Linked DNA regions of Homo sapiens: region 2 is linked to region 1. Evidence: chromatin loops called from intact Hi-C (ENCODE). Cell type or tissue: PC-3. All regions are shown on one strand. Each heading gives the region's core, and the rest is flanking DNA. Links, peaks and the distances in the headings are about the cores only.

Region 1 (2,930 bases), core at 169-2,668:
TATTAAATTACATATCTGAAGGAACCTGAAATTAATAAAATAGAAATTCATTCTTTTACTTTGAATGTAAAGCAAAAGGATCGGAGGGGGATGGTTTTCATTTGATGTAGTTAATAATATAAAGTTTGCACATCCAGACAGGAAAAATGTTACCAGGAGTTCTGAAGAAGCTCCTAGAACAACATCAAGTCTTAGTCATCAGTTCTAGCGATTTTTAAGGATTCCAATGCTTTGCATGTAAGTGTGTGGGGTTGGGGTTAAAAGGATTAGGAGAGATGTACACGTGCTGCAATGGGCTTCTCAGCCTGAAACTCTTGGGGAAACCAGGAAGTTTGCCAGCCCTTCACCTTATTTTCAGACAAGTTTTTCATTTGAAACCTGTGGATTCTATGCTTCATTTTTCTTGTGAAAGCATCTCTTACAAATTGTGGTGAAAATTGTTACTTTTTCCCTGTATGGAACTTTCATTCTTTGTGAGAAATTAGTTTACTGCAAATATAGAATGACTTTGCTGAAAGCATTTTGTTCAACTCAAGTACTAGAAGGTGATGCCCTTTACTGTTGTTTCAGTGAAAAGTCAAGGAGGGTTTAAGTAAATGTTTTCCTAATAAGTTGTATGGGGAATATATAACTCTACTCAGTGGAAAAATCTAAAAAGCAATTAGCAAAGGCACTGTTTGTTACTAACGACATTTTCCTGGAAGTCCGTTGTTACTATCAGCATGAAAGTTTTCCTACTACTTGTCCCCCTCTCTTTTGAGCTGGAAATCAGTTAACACCAAGTAGCTTCTGATTTCATTTTGCAAAGCTTTCTTTGTTAACATCTCCAGGTATTATATAAGGCTTTCCGTTGGCATAGAAATTTAATTAACTATCGTGAGTTTGCCTTCACTTTGACTATGATTATTTGATTTCAACTGCCTTTAGGGAGAAAAATACGGAAGTATATTACTCACCACTTCACATCTGTTGCAGTTTAAAAGACTCGGTTGCCAAGAATTGTATGAAGCATCACTTAGTAATGATTCAGGAAATGATTAGTCAATGCATCTTATGCTCAAAGTGAAGGGCACCCTCTGTTGTCCATCTTGCTATGATAGGGCCTTGATGTTTTCCAAGATACAGAATCAAGCTATAAATTTGAAATTTCTTCTTAGCTGAATATTGATAAATACATAGTGATAAATGACACACATAAGACAGTCTTTCAATATTCTAGTTAGAATGTTCAAGAATAGAGACAGGATCCCCCCAAAATAGACCCTGATATTGATAATGAAACAGCAGCAAACTGGCTTCATTTTCTTCTTCCACCAATTAACTAAGATTTCCATAGTCTTTTGATATCTCTGTGTATCAGTCTTCTCCTTTAGAAAATGAAGATGTTAATAACTGCACAATGTACAGTTGCAAAGATTTTATTTTTGCTGTGTGATTTAAATTTGAAGTGCAAATGAAGTTTCCAGCTTTTGTGTGTGTGTTTTGTAATTTTATGATGCAATTATTATTGCAACTACACTATGAAAAGGCCAGGGAACTGATGACTATCTTGTACACTTAAGTCTTTGGCTGAAAACTAATACTTCAAGAAGTTGCTTCTCTAAACTTTCTCCTTATATGACTCCCATTATTTTATTACCTCTTCTAAACATCTCTCACTTCTCTAAATGTTGTGATGGATATTTATTATTTATCCGTGCTTTGATTCTTGATTTCTCATAGTTAGACCTCTGCTATTTTTCTTAACAAATTGAATAACACTTGAATGTTTATTTTCATTTTATTTTCAATTCCTGTGCTGTTCCGTTTGTGTAACACAGCATGTCGAAGTCAAACTCGTCATCTTTATCCAAAACCTACCTTAGGTTTGATAGTTTTAGCAAGAAAGACCACACAATGGTAATCTGTTTTTTCTTTGGTGGGAATATAATATTTGGTTTGCTCATTGCAGTTCTGTTGGTCATCATTTCTAGATCTTTTCGATGGACAGAGTTAAGGTTTTCAGAGCTGATCTTTTTCAGTGGACAGAGCTAATGCAATTTGTATGCATGTGTGTGTGTGCGCATGTGTGTATATATAAAAATACACACACACATATATGCATATTTTATATTTAATAAGTTCATATTAAAGATAAAATACCTCGTAAACTCACACTGGTACTTCCTATACAAATTTTGGAGTACAAAGGTTTTACTTAATTTGTTTTATATTACATCTGTATCTCTTCTCTTTCACATTAAGAAACTCAGTTCCCAAGGACACAGGGGATAATATAATTAGAATTTCTGAAAATTTCTCATTTCCTTTATCCTACATCACCTGCATAATTGTCTCAGGATAGCAATTCTATTACCACCAATATTATTTAGAAAAAACAATTTTTTAATTTGCTCTCCCCACTCTCATCTGTTTTTTAAATAAATTGTCTTACATTGTCCTGTATCTACATATAATATTAAATATTATAATCTCTCATTTTTAGCTCTCTTTTAGTATTAATTTTACAAGTAGTTATGTATTAGTGTTCACCACTAGTTTTATGTCAATGTTTCTCTAGTCATTTTGGTTTTGTGAAGTTTGCTCTCTGGTAGGTTTCTCAAGAAGGCCTCATGGGAACAATATTTCTAGAGTTCTTGAATGTTGATAACTTGCAAATTTGCCTTTTCTTCCTTTTTTTCCTAACCACTAGACCGGCAGGAATGCTCTTTATTCTTGAAAGTCCCTTTGCTAGGTATGAAATCTTTGACCTATGTTTTTACTCTTGATTATCTTAAATGTATTAATCCATTTACTTCTGCCATAAAGTGTTGCTGTAGAAAAATTCAGTGATGACCCAATTTTCTTTCCTTCTAAGTCTGTTGTCCAGAAGAGCTTGCCTTTTTTTAATCTCAAAAAAATTTTAAAATATGTCTTGAAGTTGGTCATTC
Region 2 (2,930 bases), core at 170-2,669, 300 kb before region 1:
AGCTTGTGCAGAGAAACTACTGCTTTTAAAACCATCAGCTCTTGTGAGACCCATTCACTATCACGAGAACAGTACAGGAAAGACCCGCCCCCATGATTGAGTCAATCATCTCCCACCAGGTCCCTCCCACAACATGTGGCAATTATGGGAGCTACAAAATGAGATTTGGGTGGGGTCACAGAGCCAAACCATATTAGATGCAAACCCATACGTATAGCTCTAAAAAGTCTTTTAACCATTACACTTACTACTACTTTCTATTTATGTATTACTCAAGAGTTCTATAATTTCCCCTTTGCTGCCTTTTCTTTTTCTGGACTATTAACTTTCTTTCTTTTCTTTTTTTTTTGAGATGGAGTCTCGCTCTGTCGCCCAGGCTGGGGTGCAATGGCGTGATCTCGGCTCACTGCCAGCTCCGCCTCCCAGGTTCACGCCATTCTCCTGCCTCAGCCTCCCGAGTAGCTGGGACCACAGGCACCTGCCACCATGCCCGGCTAATTTTTTGTATTTTTAGTAGAGACGGGGTTTCACCGTGTTAGTCAGGATGGTCTTGATCTCCTGACCTCGTGATCTGTCCGCCTCGGCCTCCCAAAGTGCTGGGATTACAGGCGTGAGCCACCGCACCCAGCCTAACTTTCTATAACTTTTGCCATGAAGGTATTTCTTTCTTAACCTTTTATTAATTCCTCTATTCTCTTCTGAATGATGTAATTGGACTATCTGTTATTACATAATTCTGCCACAATGAACTTCAAATTTCACTTGTCCTAAAGCAAAGTGATGCAAATGAAATTCACTCAATGTATTAAATACTATTTTAAATGAAGAATAAAATATAGCATTTTTGTGTTAGTGACACATTATTGATACTTTCCGTTTTTCTCATACTTTTCAGTGTTTTGTTCTTGTTAGTGTTTTGTAGTACTCACCATTTTCTGTGTAAACCACTTCACATTTTTCCTTTATTGAATGTTGCATTTTATCGTTTTTCACCCATTTCTCAAACTTTTCATGCTTATATTCGACTTTAATCTTAATTTTCTAAAACACTGTAATTCTAACCATTTATAAGTTTGATTAGTATTAACATCTCCACTCAAAGCTGTTAATAAAAATGTTGAATGATACTGGGTTCTAAAGGACCTCTGTGGAACTCTAAGTAGCATTTTCTCCCAGTCAGGATACCTTACATTTATAATTACTTTTGGGGTTTGATTTTTTTCAGGGGGGCCAAATGCCATGTTCTTTTATAGCAATGTCATTCTAACCAATAATTTAATTTTAGTTTCTTCCATCTCTAGGATCTTAGTCATAGACGAAATTGTGTATACTTAGTATTGGCTTTCATAAGAATTTCTATGTAAAGCTATTTTGGCTGCAAGTCCTGTTAGTCATTTTGCCTTCTCAGCTGCCAAAATTCTAATTGTCCCCAAGGGCTGCCCGCAAATACAAACTCACTTAAAAACAAACAAACAGATCGCATGCACCTGCAATACTCATAACCTAGTGACTTTGGGAATGCATTTCCAGCTATGACTCCTGCTGCTGGTCAATACTGGGTAATCCCAGTGAGTCAATAAAGAAATAATGAAGCCATGTATCTTGAACTCATTGCCCAAAATTTACCTTTCTAACATTTATCTCATGGAATCTGAGTCTCAGAATGTTCCTTGGTTTTTCTGTACTGTTTTTGCAAGGCACTCTCTGTTAACTCAATGATTTTCTTAAACTATCAAGATGGATTTCAAGCGGGATGTCAATCAAATCCCATTTTCTGATGTGAAACTTCTAGTATCTGTTTGGGTTTCTGCCAGAATAGATTTACTCTAGGTAAGTCTTCAAGCCAAAACTTTGGTTTCTATTTTCTTAAAAATAACAATAAAATACAGCTCAAAGGGACTTTTTTTGGTTATCCTTCAGAGTACATTTCTAATTGAGAGGGTTTTAAAAACTAATTTGACATTTTAAATTAAATAGGAGAAAAAAATCCTGTTATGTTGTCTCAGTATATCTTCTATTATTGTCCCTTTTTTTCTGGGAATAATAAGTGATTGATAGAACACTTGGAGCTTTCTAATCCTGCACTCTCTCATCTGATTTGACAAGTTTGCTGCTACCATTGTCATACCACAATTTAGAGCTATAAGATTCTATGCTATTTTGAGGTGAATTGTATCATAATTGTTTTAGGGTTTTTAAAAAAGGTTTTGATTATATCATAACCATATGAATTCTTAACTGATGCACAGAAAATTGCTAAGTGTGGTAGTTTTAAAAATATCTACTTTATAGATATTTTATCACATATTATTTTGAAGTCCTAGACATGAACAGAAACTTATTTATTGAGTAAATAAACATTTATATAGGGAAAATAGAGATGCCCTGGTTCATTACTTAAAACACATTTTATTAATAGAACAATTTAAATAATTGTCCTACCATAATACAAAGAAAACAATAAGTGATGTCACCTTGGAAATATATATAACAGATGAAGTATAATATATATGTCACTTTCCTGGTATGCAAATCAGCCTGAGGGAAAAATATTCTTCAGAAAAAAAAATGCTTCCTGAGAAACACTTGATGTTGGAAGAACAATTCACTTTATTTTCTATTTGTGGCACTCAACTCTCCACACTTTGGAGGCATATATTTTTATTAGTTTGCATTATGCAGCATGTTCACAAGAAAGAGACACAAAGATGCATTGGAACAAAGCAAACAAGAAATCAGAGAGGCAGACACACAATGAAAACATAATGCAGAACATTAAAGTTTTTGTTAAATGGGAAAACTGTTTGCACACTACAGCTAAAATCTATGAGAAAGAGACAATTCAAAATTTAGCCTAAGCTGCTTTTAGTGATAAGACATATCAGGGGAAGCTTCAGTGTTTCAGATACATTTCCCTTTCCTCATCCAAA

Evidence for each region. Hi-C counts contacts between places; a loop is a spot of excess contacts. Peaks named below come from ENCODE experiments on the same cell type or tissue, not always from the same donor. Only the 100,000 strongest peaks of a DNase experiment are listed, where the experiment ranks them.
Region 2: a loop joins it to region 1, with 7 times the contacts of the local background. A loop is called at or near these places in 10 of 110 quality-filtered maps.

Annotation. Positions count from the first base shown.
Region 1 is chr5:98,453,193-98,456,122 of GRCh38, reverse strand. No RefSeq gene overlaps it. Among named protein-coding and RNA genes, the nearest start is that of LINC01846, 290 kb to the right of the region's middle. In PC-3, for the core only: a CTCF peak has its summit at 1,110 (motif pointing left); a DNase peak (open chromatin) is centred at 1,012; H3K4me3 peaks cover 516 bases; H3K27ac peaks cover 635 bases.
Region 2 is chr5:98,754,098-98,757,027 of GRCh38, reverse strand. No RefSeq gene overlaps it. Among named protein-coding and RNA genes, the nearest start is that of RGMB-AS1, 18 kb to the left of the region's middle. In PC-3, for the core only: no CTCF peak of the experiment used is centred there; a DNase peak (open chromatin) is centred at 1,467; H3K4me3 peaks cover 397 bases; H3K27ac peaks cover 1,920 bases.